2 separate regions of the Homo sapiens genome follow, and region 2 is linked to region 1. A link is an interaction called in ENCODE POLR2A ChIA-PET data of the cell type or tissue named here. Cell type or tissue: GM12878. All regions are shown on one strand.

Evidence for each region. Peaks named below come from ENCODE experiments on the same cell type or tissue, not always from the same donor. Only the 100,000 strongest peaks of a DNase experiment are listed, where the experiment ranks them.
Region 2: POLR2A ChIA-PET joins it to region 1 with 5 read pairs; 2 of 35 experiments call an interaction of 5 or more read pairs at or near these places.

What each region holds. Positions count from the first base shown.
Region 1 is chr10:12,576,475-12,584,474 of GRCh38, forward strand. All of the region lies in intron 2 of CAMK1D (calcium/calmodulin dependent protein kinase ID), which reads left to right. It overlaps MIR4480 (microRNA 4480), which reads left to right and starts at 2,279; the gene lies at 2,279-2,349. In GM12878, no CTCF peak of the experiment used is centred here; a DNase peak (open chromatin) is centred at 3,997; H3K27ac peaks cover 233 bases.
Region 2 is chr10:12,870,796-12,878,795 of GRCh38, forward strand. No RefSeq gene overlaps it. Among named protein-coding and RNA genes, the nearest start is that of CCDC3, 130 kb to the right of the region's middle. In GM12878, no CTCF peak of the experiment used is centred here; no DNase peak of the experiment used is centred here.

The sequences.
Region 1 (8,000 bases):
CATTATAATATATAATGAAATAATTCTACAACTCACCATGATGTAGCATCAGTGGGAGCCCTGAGCTTGTTTTCCTGTAACTAGATGGTCCTACTTGGGGGTGATGGGAGATGGTGACAGATCATCAGGCATTAGATTTTCATAAGGAACACACAACCTAGGTTCCTTGCATACACAGTTCACAATAGGGTTCATGCTCCTATGAGAATCTTTTGCCACCAATGATCTGACAAGAGGCAGAGCTCAGGCGGGAATGCTCACTTGCCTACCACTCACCTTCCTGGTGTGCGGCCCGGTTCCACGGCCTGGTACTGCCGTTCTGGAGACTCGGCTCTGTATTTCTAGAGCTTTGTAGACAAATCCATGCTGGTGTCTGGCTTGGTCCTGTGCATGTCAGTCAGTGAGCACACCTGCATGCCGTCTATCTCAGAATGGAGAGCTGGAGTGTCTGGCAGAAAAGGAACCACATCTCTGCGAGTGACACAGAGCCCCAAAACCCAGCCTGGGGAAAGGGGTGGAGAGAGGCCGTGGAACCAGTTCCAGAACACTTTCACGTGCATCTTGGTTTCTAGCACGGACTGGGATGCCTTTGTTAATATGTGCCAGGCTGGGGCACTTGCAGGAGGTGACGGCCACCTTGACTCTGTATGCTGAAGCCCTCTGGTCACTCACCCATGTATGCTGCAGTCCCCCCGGCCAATAACACAAGCCAGGACAAGCCCAGGGGAGGTCCCCGGACACACAGCGAAAATTCCTGGCTGGTTCTGTATGTCGCCGTGTTGGGTTCCCAGCCCAGTTCCAGCTCTAGGCTTGCAGGTCTCTCACTAGGAACTATGCCTCCAGCCCTTTGGTGGATTAACACCTGCCACCTCCAGTTCTGAATCTGACCTCTCCCTCTAGGCCTCCAGCCTGGATCTACCCAGTTCTGGATTCAGATCGTTACAGGCCCAAAGCACTGAAACATTGCAGAGCACATTGCTTTTCTTCTTTATTTAAAGAACTAAATTAAGCATTTTAAACCATATAATAAATGTAAAGAGATCCAACAAAGTTCTGTTTCTGCCATTATTACTATATCATGGCTATTTCGGAATGATCAAATAGGAGATTTTTTTTTGTTTTCAAAAAGTCTCTGTCTTTCTCTTTTGTTGTCTGTATTTTGCTGCTAAGCCACCAGTTCTCGATTGGTTCACTCCCTCTTCCTGCTACAGATTGTCTTAGGGGTTCTATTCATGAGACTTCTGGAGACCTAAACCCCACTCCGGCCAATGCCCCATAACGGGGTATGATGCTTGGCTGACATCGTTAACTCAGCCCCTCCAAGATTATGCCCATTTTCCTCCTTCCCCACCCACGTGGTGTCCTCCTTGTTACCTTTGCTAATGTCATTCCCAGGATCCCAGTTATCTACGTAAAAAATCAAAGATGGAATCTCCACCTATTCATCCAATCATCCATGCAGTCAACAAATTGGTATTCAATGCTAACAGTAATATTGGCTAACATTTATTAGGCAAGCACAGCTGCCAGCGTTTATATTTGCATTATCTTACATCCTCACAGCAACTCTGCACGGAAGGTATTGTGATAGTCTGCTTTTTATTTATTTATTTATTTTTAGACAGGGTCTTGCACTATTGCCCAGGCTGGAGTGTAATGGCACCATCATGGCTCACTGCAGCCTCGACCTCCCGGGCCCAAGCGATCCTCTCACCTCAGCCTTCCAAGTAGCTGGGACTACAGGCATGCACCACCTTGCCTGGCTAATTTTTTAAAAAATGTTTTGTAGGGCTGGGCACAGTGGCTCACGCCTGTAATCCCAGGACTTTGGAAGGCTTAGGCAGCCAGCACTTGGGGAGGCTTAGGCGGATGGATCACCTGAGGTCAGGAGTTCGAGACCAGCCTGACCAACATGGAGAAACCCCGTCTCTACTAAAAATACAAAATTAGTTGGGCGTGGTGGTGCATCCCTGTAATCCTAGCTACTCGAGAGGCTGAGGCAGGAGAATCGCTTGAACCCGGGAGGCGGAGGTTGCTATGAGCCGAGATCGTGCCATTGCACTCCAGCCTGGGCAACAAGAGCTAAACTCCATCTCAAAAAAAAAAAAAAAGTTTTGTAGAGATGAGATGTAGTCTCTCTAGTTTGCCCAGTCTGGTCTTGAACTTCTGGGCTCCAGCAATACTTCTGTCTCAGTTTCCCAAAGTGCTGGGATTACAAGCATGAGCCACTGCACCGAGACCGATGACCCACTTTTAACAGCTGAGAAACCTGACCATTGCAGAGGTGAGTTGACCTCCACAGGGCCACCCAGGGAGTAAGTAGCCAAGTGGAAGTTACTTTACCTCTGTGATGATTTGCACCAGTTCAGTTTGACTTTAGAGACAACAAGCTGAAGCTCTACACTCGATTGACTGTTTTCAGGTGCTATGTGAACACGGTGGGTAGAGACGCATAGCACATGAGCCCTGTGCTGGGGAATGTGCAGTCTAGTGGGTGCCCAGAGGCACGAGCAGAAGACAGCAGCCCTTTAAGAAGTGCCATATGCTTCAAGGGCATAGGGAAGTGTGTCTGCTCCAGGGAAGGGGCTTTCACCGAGAAATTGAACAGAGCTTCAAAGAGCAAGAAACAATTGGCTGGGTGGGTGTGGGAGCGCGAGGAGTCCTCGGAAGGCGCCTGAGTGAGGCTGTGGGTGTGGAACAGCATGGTATGGGCAGGGAACAGCATCGTGGCTGATGCAGGATGAGGGGAGCATTCCTCTTCTTGTTCCACTTCCTGGGTCTGCAGTTACAGAGTCCTGCATAGCATTCCTCATATCTTTCCCTTCCTTTCCTTTCCTTCTTCTGAATCCTGTGTTGGGCCCCGTGGCCTTATCTCTGGACAGTTGCAGCAGCCTTTTCTCTCCACTTCTTCTCATCCATCATGTATTACTTAAGCCAATTTAATCATGTAGCTTTCTTTGATCATCTTGTTCTCTCCATTAAAGAGTGGCTCTCCATTGCCTTTGGAATGTGGTCAGACCATTGAGTCTGGTGCTCCAGGCCTTCTGTATTTGGGGGTCAGTCTGTGTTTCCTGCTGGATCTTTCATGATGTGTCTGTCTCTTCCCACTGGAGCAAACAAAAATAACTTTCTCTTCTCTCCATCTACTACTCTTTTTCCCTGTACCCTTTTCTTTCCCTACCTGTCAAAAATCTTGACCATCTCTCAAGCTCGCTCCAGTGTTACGCAAACATGAAGCCTTCCGGACCAGACCAGTCACAATTGTCTCTCTGTGCTCTTAGATGCCTTCACTGTGATGGGGACCGTGGGCTGCACCACCCTTGTCATGGTTCACACTTCTTAAGCGAGAGGTCGGATCTCTTCTCTGGATCTGTCTCCATGAGTTCCCACCAAGATAGGTTGGAGATTCACGGAGTGGCTTTGAGTTTCAAAAGCCAGTTTTGAACCTGCTTGTTGCCCTGGCTCAGGTGGAATTCTTTAGAAAAGTGTCCACTCTCAGCCAGGGTGGAATCCTTTAGGAGAGTGTCTGCTCTAAGCTTTTTCCCTTGGCCTCCACTGGGGCGTTTTTCCTTCAGCAGAAAACCCATGATGCCATCTCCTCTGGGGAGGAAAATACTGCTCTGTGGAACCTCGCAGGGCCTTTCGGCACAGCCAGAATTCCCTGGTGAGAGGTTTCCTAAAGGGTTAGTCATTCAGACCTGGCTGTGTGAGCCAGATCTGTCCTGTCTTGAGATAATTCTTAAGGCTACGATTTGCTCGTCAACATCATCTGTAACTAGTTTCACTAACAGATGTTTAGGAATTGGGCATCTAGGCTGTACCAATGTATCTGGACTAAAATATGCCCCTCCCTCCCTTCCTTCCTTTTTTTTTTTTTTTTTTTTAATATAGCTTTAATGGGAGACTGGAGCCTGCTGTTTCTCACCCCTTGTCTCCCGGGTGACAGTATTTGGTGTACAAAGCTAGTGACTCTGCAATTGTTGAATTAGCTACAGATTAACTCCTCTGAGAACTTGGTTTCCGATGAGAGTGAAACATGTACTTTGTATGCAGAACTCTTACTCTTCAAACAGGACTTATTAACTAGAAGAAACTTCACTTTGTACTTGAAAAATGGAATGTAAATCATAAAAGATTGTACCATTTAAGCCCCACTAGAAAGAGAAAAACAGAAGTCATGGAGAACCACATCCTGTTCATATGGACCCCAGCCTAAGAAGAATGCAGGAGTGTGTGGAGAGGGTCCTATGGGGAACCCCAGGAATGGCCAATGGTGGGAAATTAGGTTCTGGGAAATGTGTGTATTGTTTTGAAAAGTATTATTTTACCTGGAGAAATTGAACAACTGACATCAGCTAACATATATTTATTATTGTGTTGAATGGCCAGCATTCTGTGGGGGCATTGTGCTTTTTTCCTTTATTTTATTTTCATAGGTTTGGGGGAACAGGTGGTGTTTGGCTACATGAATAAGTTCTTTAGTGGTGATTTCTGAGATTTTGGTGCACCCATCATCTGAGCAGTGTACACTGTACCCAGTGTGCAGTGTTTTATCCCTTACCCATCCCCACCCTTTCCCCCAAGTCTCCAGAGTCCATTGTGTCATTCTTATGCCTTTGCATCCTCATAGCTTAGCTCCCACTTATGAGTGAGAACATACGATGTTTGGTTTTCCATTCCTGAGTTACTTCACTTAGTATTATGGTCTCCAGTTCCATCCAGGTTGCTGCAAATGCCATTATTTCATTCCTTTTTATGGCTGAGTAGTATTCCATGGTATATATATACCACGATTTCCTTATCCACTCGTTGATTGATGGGCATTTGAGCTGGTTCCATATTTTTGCAATTGTGAATTGTGCTGCTATAAACATGCATGTGCAAGTATGTTTTTTGTACAATGACTTCTTTTTTTCTGGGTAGATATCCAGTAGTGGGATTGCTGGATCAAACAGTAGATCTACTTTTAGTTGTTCAGGGAATCTCCACACTGTTTTCCATAGCGGTTTTACTTGTTTACATTTCCACCAGCAGTGTAGAAGTGTTCCCTTTTCACCGCATCCCCACCAACATCTACTGTTTTTTGATTTTTTGATTATGGCCATTCTTGCAGGAGTGAAGTGGTATCACACTGTGGTTTTGATTTACATTTCCCTGATCATTAATGATATTGAACATTTTTTTCCTATGTTTGTTGGCCATTTGTATACCTTCTTTTGAGAATTGTCTATTCATGTCCTTAGCCCACTTTTTGATGGGATTGTATTTCTTTGTTGCTGATTTGTTTGAGTTCCTTGCAGATTCTGGATTTTAGTCCTTTGTAAGATGTATAGATGGTGAAGCTTTTCTCCCACTCTGAGGGTTGTCTGTTTACTCTGCTGATTATTTCTTTTACTGAGCAGAAGCTTTTTAGTTTAATCAAGTCCCATCTATTTATCTTTGTTTTTGTTGCATTTGCTTTTGGGTTCTTGCTCATGAAGTCTTTGCTTAAGCCAATGTCTAGAGGGGTTTTTTTGATGTTATTTTCTAGAATTTTTATGGTTTCAGGTCTTAGATGTGAGTCCTTGATCCATCTTGAGTTGATTTTTGTATAAAGCGAGGGATGAGGATCTAGTTTCATTCTTCTACATGTGGCTAACCAATTATCCTAGCACATTTGTTGAATAGGCTGTCATTTCCCCACTTTATGTTTTTGTTAGCTTTGTCGAAGATCAGTGGCTGTAAGTATTTGGCTTTATTTCTGGGTTTTCTATTCTGTTTCATTGGTCTATGTGCCTATTTTTATACCAGTACCATGCTGTTTGGGTGACTATGGCCTTATAGTATAGTTTGAAGTCAGATAAAATGATGCCTCCAGATTTATTCCTTTTTCTTAGTCTTGCTTTGGCTATGTGGACTCTTTTTTGGTGCCATATGAATTTTTAGGATTGTTTTTCTAGTTCTGTGAATAATGATGGTGGTATTTTGATGGGAATTGCATGCTTTTGGCAGTATGATCATTTTCATAATATTGATTCTACCTATCCATGAGCATGGGGGTGTTTCCATTTGTTTGTGTCATCTACGATTTCTTTTAGCAGTGTCTTGTAGTTTTTCTTGTAGAGGTCTTTTACCTCCTTGGTTAGGTATATTACCAAATATTTTATTTTTTTGCAGCTATTATAAAAGGGGTTGAGTTCTTGATTTGATTCTCAGCTTGGTCACTGTTGGTGTATAGCAGAGCTACTGATTTGTGTACATTAATTTTGTATCCTGAAACTTTGCTGAATTCATTTATCAGAAGTGTGCTTTTTAATTTTAAGTCCTTGAAGAATTAGAACAATAATCCATCTCTTTTACTTTTTAGTGAAGACAGTGAGTCCCAGGAAAATTAAACACCCACTGTTTACCACAAAGTCATTGGCTGAGCTAGGATCAGCACATGGTAGTCCAGGACGCAGAAGTCCTAGATGAAATTTAAATTGGATAAAAACAATTTTTTTGCTGGGCACAGTGGCTCACGCCTGTAATCCCAGCACTTTGAGAGGCCAAGGCTGGAGGATCACTTGAGCCCAGGAGTTGAGGACCAGCCTAGGCAACATGCAAGACTCCCATCTGTGAAAGAACGAGATTCTGTCTCAAAAACAAAAACAAAAGAAACAAGCCCAACAATTTTTTATCAGGGGAAGATTATCTAGTATTGGAATGAGGAACTATAGTGTCTTGTTTGGAGAACTTGGAAAATACATCTGTACAGGGACAGTTGTAGCTCTATCTAGAGAAGGCAATGGATGGGCTGATTTCCCAAGCTCTTCTGCTGGGATGGTTCCAATGATATGAGTTTGGTTTTTCCTTAGTGTGTGACGTAAAAGAAATTGTCCTGGCAAACATATGGTTTGATACTCGTCATTGTTAAAATAGCATATCCCATTTTTAGTCAGCTATGTTTTAGGATAAACAGCAAAGATGATGCTTTTTTCTTAATAGGAAAATCCCTTAAATTTGATCAGACGTTGTCTGTCAAATGAGTGAATAGGGTTGAGTGTCCCTGTGTGTTTCTGCCACACTCTGTGCTTTGACCTTGCTCATTCAGGTAGCATTTCCCCTTTGACGTTTCTTTGGTTTTGTGTGTGTTTTGTTGTTGTTGTTTTATTTTTTTTTTTTTTTGAGATGGAGTCTCTCTCTGTCACCAGGCTGGAGTGCAGTGGCGCGATCTCAGCTCACTGCAACCTCCGCTTCCCAGGTTCAAGTGATTCTCCTGCCTCAGCCTCCCGAGTAGCTGGGATTACAGGTGTGCACCACCATGTCTGGCTAATTTTGTATTTTTAGTAGAGATGGGGTTTCACCACGTTGGCCAGGATGGTCTCGATCTCCTGACCTCGTGATCCGCCTGCCTCTGCCTCCCATAATGCTGGGATTTCAGTGTGAACCACCACACCTGGCTGTGTTTTAATCTTTTTGAGGCCTGTGTGAGTGTAATTGTACTAGCCAGATTTAGGATAATCAGGACATGACAATAGCCAAGTTGCCTGTCAGCACTCTGGGATGGTTTTTATGTGTCTTCAGTGTAAACAGTTTCTTCACCCTGGGAGCACCTATATTCCTTTTTATCTTTGCATGCTTAGAGAGCAGGAAGTTGAACTTGATTATCCCAGGTTCTGGTTAATGTCTTGTGAGTGCAGATTCTTAAAGTGATGCCTGAACCCTAAGACTTGTGTGAGTACTTAACTGACAAGCTAACAAGGGTATATTGATTTTATTTGGAAAAGTAGCAATACATTTTAAGGGATAATTAAGGATAAGTAAAATGTGATTCTCCAGGAAGAGAAAATTGGATTTCCCCACTAAAGCCATTGAGGTCATCGTCTAAGACGTAGGCCATAAATGTGTGATGACTCGGAGGAGGAGAGATAATGACCATGCTGGTGATGATGGTGATAATGGTCATAGCATATTCTACTTGTTGACTACACATATTTCTGTTGCTGTGCATATTTTTTCTCAGACTTTATAACAACACA
Region 2 (8,000 bases), 290 kb after region 1:
CCTCAGCCTCCCAAGTAGCTGGGACTACGGGCACGTGCCACCACACCCAGCTAATTTTTAATATATACAATTTTTATTTGTCAACTCTACCTTAATTTTAAAAAGAAAGAAGGGAGAGAAGGGAAGGAAGAGAGGAACATATAGCCAAGGTACATTTTATCAGAGCCCCCAGGTGTAGCATTCACCTTACAAAGTAGGAACCACGGAGAATCCAAGGATGTTCTTGAGGCAAATTCTAGCCCACCGTGTTTTGTGACCTTAGCCCTTTGGTTGCATGGTGAGCATGGAGGACTCTTGTTTTTATTTGCCTGATATTTGGGTTTTGAACTTGGAAAATGAGGAAGGAAGAAGGAAGAGAGATTAGTGAATGAGACTGGCCCATCTTCTCTTAGAATCACCCAGGGAGCTTCAAGGCACTGCCATGGTTGAGAACCACTAGCGGAGCTTGCCAAGGAGACACCGCACATTTTGCAAACCCAGTTGCACGTGGTAGTAGACAAGAAAGGCAAGGGCCACCACAACCCATCAGTGATGGTGTCTCAGCTCAGGCAGCTCAGGTGTACCTCACCCAGGCCCAGGAGCCATCTATAAATGCTTACACATGCTAAAGACCATTGAGGATACAAGACAGAAACCAGAATCCGGAGAGATAATTCAGCCACCTGGGAAGAAAATGAGTGCAGCGAATGGGATTCCTATTTCAGTTGCTACGTCTGGCCAGGATGTCTTTGTTCTCTCTTTTGAGCAGTTCTCATGTCCCTAGGGCAATCTCTCATGCCCAGGTATCGTCATCAATGGAAAGAAAAGAGATGCAGAGAGTTGGGGCTGGGTTACTGAGAGACCTGGGACCATCCTGGAGCAGCGCCCATGTCTGCGTCATCTGTCACCTCTCTCGGGTGCCTGGCTCATTGCTAGCAGTGTCTCTCCTCTTACAAAATGAATGGGGGAAGGGCAGAACGTTGCTGTTTTAGGGTTCACTACAGTTTGGGCTGGTTGCTGTGACTGAGCAGCTGAGCTCCTGTGAGGAAGAGGAAGGACTGGTCAGGGGCCCTTAGAGCTCAGAGGACAGTGCAAGGCACTTCATTACGTCCCCACCATAGAGCCTTCCAGAATGTGCAGTGTCCACTTAGATGGGCTCCAGGGAACAATTGCTTCCTTATTTTCTCTCTCCTTCCTTCCTTTACACCCTTACATCCTGGCTGATCCCAGGTCTAGTCTGCCTTCATTCTTATGTCTGAGTCTGGGCCACCCATGCCTGGCTGTACCCTGGAAGGCCCATGGCTGGACCTCAGGCAGGAGCCCCCTCAGGACCCAGCCCCTCAGTTTCCAAGGCTTCCTTCATGTTGCATGATGTCAGGGATCACTGTGCCCATGCGATGGACGGGGTAGGACGGAGCAAGGAAGGGACATGGAGGAGACAGAAAGTAAAGAAGTAGAGCATCATTCCACCTCACACCCTCCCTGTGTGAAAAAGGAGAGGGCCTGGTGACAGCAGGGGGTGACATGCACCAGAGAGCCAGAGCCACCTGCGAGAGTGTCACTGAGCTCCCCGGGTGGAGCCGCAGGGGAGGGCTGAAGGCAGACCAAAATCCTCTTCTGGGAATTATTAGGAAAGTGGGTGCAATTCATGGACTTCCACAGAATTTTCCATTCTGGGAGATTCGTGGAAGAGAAGCATATGTTATTTCCATTAAAGAACATCTCCAGGGGACTTCGAGGTATTCACATTATAGATCCTTTCTTACATAGAATAAAGCCACATTAAAAAAAAATGTGCAGCAGGAGACAAACATCTTTAAAGGAACCATTTTATAGAGTGAGCCACCCCATGTGAAGGCAGTCCCCTTTTGGGCAGTGATGGGGGTGTTGAGAAGTACAAACCTCTACAGATCTTACATCCGCCAAACAGCACGCTCCCAGTACAGAGCTTTCTCCCTTTGACATCTGAGCAGTTTACGTTTGTTTGTTTTGAGACGAAGTCTTGCTCTGTTGCCCAGGCTGGAATGCAGTGGCGCGATCTCAGGTCACTGCAACCTCTGCCTCCCAGGTTCAAGCGACTCTCATGCCTCAGCCTCTCCAGTAACTGGGATTATAGGTGCCCAACACCGCATCCAACTGATTTTTGTATTTTTAGCAGAGACGGGGGTTTCACCATGTTGACCAGGCTGGTCTCAAACTCCTGACCTCAAGTGATCCACCTACCTCAGCCTCCCAAAGTGCTGGGATTACAGGCATGAGCCACCACACCTGGCTGGTTTCCATTTGTTACATCCATGCCCCCTGCATATCTCATTTCACTAAACATTGGCTCTGTTTTTGTGTCTGTGACCATTCGTTCTTCTCTTATGATTCTGAAAGTGACCTTCTGTCTCCTTCCAGTTGCTTCCCTCCCAGGAGCCCAGGGCAGATCTCTGCTCGTGTGGCTCTTCTCCCAGTTACAATCTCAGCTAAGGGGAGATTTTGTCTCTCTTTTACATAAAAATCTCCTCAAATCTACGACATGGGCAGCCTTCCACACTGCTCAAAGTGTTGTCTCTGCCAAGAGACAAACACGGAAATCGAAGGTAAACATCTAGAAAGTTTTTGGCAAATTGACACTGCTGTAACGCCCACGGAGGTGATTCTGAACATGACATGATATTGCCAGACACCAGCCCTGCTTCTGTAGTAGGGGGCCTTGGAGCTGCTAAGGCAGCATGGTGGTGACAATGACCCCCGTGACATGCAGGTGACCGCACCATAGCTCAAGATGTAGGAGACAGAATGGCCTTATGTCTTGGTTTGCCTGAGACAGTCCTCTTCATCACTATGGTCTCAGCATAATTTGATGATGATGCCCCTTTTCCACTCTTAGAAGTATCCCAGCTTGGCCGGGTGTGGTGGCTCCCAGTACTTTGGGAGGCGGAGGCAGGCAGATCACCTGAGGTCAGGAGTTCAAGACCAGCCTGGCCAACATGGTAAAACCCTGTCTCTGCTGAAAATACAAAAATTAACTGGACTTCGTGGTGCATGCCTGTAATCCCGGCTACTCGGGAGGCTGAGGCAGGAGAATCACTTGAACCCAGGAGGCGGAGGTTGCAGTGAGGTGAGATTGCACCCTTGCACTCCAGTCTGGACAACAAGAATCAAACTCCGTCTCAAAAAACAAACAAACAAACAAACAAAAAAACCCATAATTCAGCCCACCAGTGGCCTCAGGTTACTGTGTGTACAAGGTGTTTGTGGGATATTTCTGGTCTCCCACAATTTCAGCTGATGTCCAGAGTTAAAGGGCTCTAAGTAAGTACCCCACCTTCTATAAAGTGTTGCTAAGGAAAGCCCTCAATGCTAAGGCTTTGATACAAAATACCATTGATCCACCTTCCCCTCAATCTTTTTGTTTTGTTTTGTTTTGTTTTTGAGATGGAGTCTCACTCTGTCGCCAGGCTGGAATGCAGTGGCGCGATCTTTGCTCACTGCAACCTCCGCCTCCTGGATTCAAGTGATTCTCCTGCCTCAGTCTCCTGAGTAGCTGGGATTACAGGCATGCCCCACCAAGCCCAGCTAATTTCTGTATATTTAGTGGAGATGGGGTTTCACCATGTTGGCCAGGCTGGTCTCAATCTCCTGACCTCATGATCCGCCCACCTCGGTCTCCCAAAGTACTGGGATTGCAGGTGTGAGCCACCGTGCCTGGCCCCCCTCCATCTTTTTGCATCAGAAGAGACATGAAAAGGGAGAAAATGGTAGTTGTGGTCAACTGTGTGGTCAGCAGTGTTTACAGTGGCAGACTGTCTACAGAGGTGAAGAGGGGTGCCTTCTCTTCTCCCTTTGCAGAGGCCAAGTGGGGAAGGTTGAGGAGCAAGAAAGGGAGACCAGCATTTCCATTTCCCAGTTGGGTTCCCATTTGGGCACCTGCCTGTCGGGCCATCTGCCCGGTAGGAAGCACTTCCTCGATAACCGTGCAGCAGTGCCTGACCCCAATTCATGCGGCTCAACTGTGGATTTCTCTCTTTAGTATGAGGGGTACTTAGCAGAGTTGGTTTTTTTTTTTTTTTTTTTTTTTTTTTTTTTTCAGATTTGGCCTTTAACTGGCAAATTCTGGGTCAGGAAGAGCGCCCCTCAACATTTTTTGATGCTAATCCTTCCCCCCCAAATCTGCCACTGGTTACAGTAACTCAGCTTTCCCACTTGAGCAGTTTGAGGGATGCAGGGTCTGACAGGAGCCCAGAGGCCGTTCAGAGGATGGGCACCAACAGTACCCTGGCTCCAAACAGGGCAGCCAGGTGCAAGGTGGGCACAGGGCTTAGCAGGGAAGGTGGGCCGGCAAGGCCAGGTGCATGGCAGGAGTGGCGGGGAGCCTGGTGGGCTGTGGGGAGTAGAGGTAGTTCATGGCCAGCCTGGAGCTGAGAACATGGAGAAAGAACCCCAAACTCTTAATTTTTCTGTAGAACTTGGCTGGTGCTCAGGGCTGCTGGCAGCCTCAGCTGGAAATCTGTTTACCCAGAGAACGAAGCATCAGATAAGCTTTGTGGTGGAAGAGAGCCATGATTCTCAGTCTAAATGTTGAAATTAGAGGGAGAGGCAAAGAGAATCCAATGGAACTTGTGGCCGGTGAAGCTCTAGTGAGCCTGAGGCAGTGACTTGGGTCTAAGGTGAAGCCTTATTTATGGAGAAGCGATCCCAGGCGAAAACAGCTGTTGGCCAGAGTTTTGGAGAAACATGAGTTGACTCAGAATTAGGCCATGAACTTAGGTTATTATTTGCCTTTTTTCCCCTTGATTTTTTGTTTTGGGATTTATTTAAATTATGTTTGGTAGAAGGAGACTTACAAATAGGCAGATTGTTATTTTTCTTAACTTTATAGTATGAGTTCCATTAGGAGATATATATGACAAAGTGGTATTTATGAACATATTAGGGTTCTCCAGAGAAACAGAACCAATAGTATCTATTTTATATATACACACACACATATGTGTGCATATATACACATACATTTATATTGATTTTTTATTTTTTTGAGAGAGGGTCTCACTCTGTTGCCCAGGCTGGAGGGCAGTGGTACCACCACAGCTCACTGCAGCCTCGACCTCCCAGGCTCAAGTGATCCTTCCACTTCAGCCTCCCAAGTAGCTGGGACCACAGGCACGTGCCATCATGCCCAGCTAATTTTTTTATTTTTTTGTAGAGACGGAGGTCTCCCTGTGTTGTCCAGGCTGGTCTCAAACTCCTGAGCTCAAGCCATCCTCCTGCCTTGCCCTCCCAACAATTGAGATTACAGGCATGAGCCACCATGCCTGGCCTATTTCTATGTATTTATATGTGTATGTAGTATGTAGAGCTTTACTGTGAAGTATTGACCCATGCAATTATGAAGGCTAAGAGGTCCCACAATCTGCCTTCTGCAAGTAGAGACCCAGGAAAGTCAGTGGCATAGCTCAAAGGCCTGAGAGCTAGAGACCTAGTGGTGTAGATTCAAGTCCAGGTCTGAAGGTCTGAGAACCAGGAGCACTGAGGGAAGGAGGTGACCCACCCGCCAGCTTCAGCAGCCAGGTAGAGAGCAGATTCCTTCTTCCTCTGCCTTTTTGTTCTATTCAGGCCCTCTGTGGATTGGACGACGCCCAGCCATGCTGGGGAGTGCCATCTGCTTTATGAGTCCACCAAGCCAAAGGCAAGTCTCTTCCAGGAACATCCTCCCAGACACAACTAGAAGTAATGTCTAACCAGCTCTCTGGGTGCCCCGTGGTCAGCTTGACACATACAATTCCCCATCACAGTGAATCATGGATTGGGAGCTGTGCTTTGCTGGTGAAGCAGCTCTCCATGGGGAACAATAAGCCCCGATTTGTAACACTTGCTGGCCTTAGTGGTATAAAAGCTCCCACTTCCACTCATTTCAAGCTCTCCCGTGAAGTCACTGAGCAGGGAGTGGGAGGAGATAACACACGATCACCTCTCACAAGCCAGTCCAAGCTGGCTCCAACACCCCACAGTGGGGACCAGACATCTGAGAACAAACAAAATGTTTAGGCTCACAGTTTTCACTACTCCCTTAGAGTCGGGTGGGAGGACAAATTCTGGGATTCTATATTTTCGTGGTAGGTGTTTTATTTTATTTTTATTTATTTTATTTTTTGCTTTTTGGGTTTTTTGTTTTTTGTTTTGTTTTTTGAGATGTAGTCTCACTCTGTTGCCCAGGCTGGAGGGCAGTGATGCAATCTCTGCTCACTGCAACCTCCACCTCCCGAGTTCAAGCAATTCTCCTGCCTCAGCCTCCCAAGCAGCTGGGATTACAAGCGTATGCCACCACGTTCAGCTGATTTTTGTAATTTTTTTAGTAGAGACGGGGTTTCGCCATGTTGGCCAGACTGGTCTCAAAATCCTGACCTCAGGTGATCCACCCACCTCGGCCTCCCAAACTGCTGGGATGACAGGTGTGTGCCACCGTGCCTGGCCATATTTATTTATTTTTTGAGACAAGGTTTTCCTGGTTCACCCAGGCTGGAGTGCAGTGCCCTGATTGTGGCTCATTGTGAGGCAGGAGAAAAAGGCCTGGAGGCAGGGAACTTAAGGCCAGCCAACCCGTGGTGACTTTCTGAACTAAATCAAACTGAAAGCACTTCAGCAATGACAGGAATATGAATGGCTTTGTAACTTCACTTCATCCTCTCCATTTACATAGACCACACACACCAAGTAATATCCTCTCCATTTACAATAGGGTGCCTTCTGAATAAATGACTCTGTAACTTTACTTCATTCTTGGTTACAGCCAAGTAACCAATGGGAAGCCTCTAAAGTGTTGAAACTCCAACAAGTTCTGTAACCGGGGGTCTTGAGCCCCTATACTTGGGCCACTCCCACTCAGTGGAATGTACTTTCGTTCTCAATAAATCCTTGTGCATTTTGTCCAATTCTTTGTTAGAGATGCCGAGTACCTGGACACCTTCTGCCGGTTACAACTTCAACCTCCGCCTCCTGGGTTCAAGCGATTCTTCTGCCTCCGCCTTTTGAGTAGCTGGGATTACAGGTGCGCGCTACCACATCCAGCTAATTTTTGTAATTTTAGTAGAGCCAGGGTTTCACCATGTTGCCCAGGCTGGTCTCGAACTCCTGGCCTCAAGAGATCTACCTGCCTTGGCCTCCCAAAGTGCTGGAATGACAGGTGTGAGTCACTGTGCCCAGCCAGTGTTTTAGAATTTTTTTTTAACATCTACCTACTATCTCTCTCTGGTTCTAATAGTAATTTCTTTCCCAACCGTCTAGGGCGTTGGAGAATTCAATCCCATCTGTCATGTGGAAATTTACATCAATCTAACATTACTCAAGCTGGAAAGGATCTTATCGAGTCTTCTACTTCAACCCATTCATTTCAAGATGTGGAAACTAAGGCTCAAAGAGATAAAGTGACTTGTCCAAGATCCCAGGTAAAGTTTCCAAAGAAATCAGAACTAACATCTAGTTCTTCTGATATGTATGTGTGTGTGTGTGTGTGTGTGTGTGTGTGTGTGTGTGTTTCTACTGCAATTTGCTGTTCCTCAAAGATGTAGCTGTCAAAGATAGAAACAGGGGCCCTGCCTCTGAACAATACATAAGAGGGAGCCCATGTATTGTTCTGGATGGGTTAGAAGTGGACATCAGCCACCAATGTACAGTACATTATTACCCCTCTTTACTTTGCTACGGTACAAGGAGTAGCAGCCTGGGAGGAAGACCATAAACCTATAGCATTTGCCTCGAAATCAGATTGAAGAAACCCTGACAGAACTCAACTCTGGAGCCCCAGGTATGCGTTCCTTGGATCCAAGGAATATCATGCCTTCCACCAAGCTCTGTAAGAGGCAGAATTGCATGGCACTTTGTAAATTGATTGGGGATTTTTGTTTGTTTGTTTTTTGGGAGCTAGAGGTGGTAGCAGAGTCAGCTGCAACAAGATGGTGGTGAAAAATAGCAAGTATGTGGGGAAAAAAGGAAGCTGCACATTTCCTTCCAAAATGCAGAGGGTGCCTTGGCCCTAA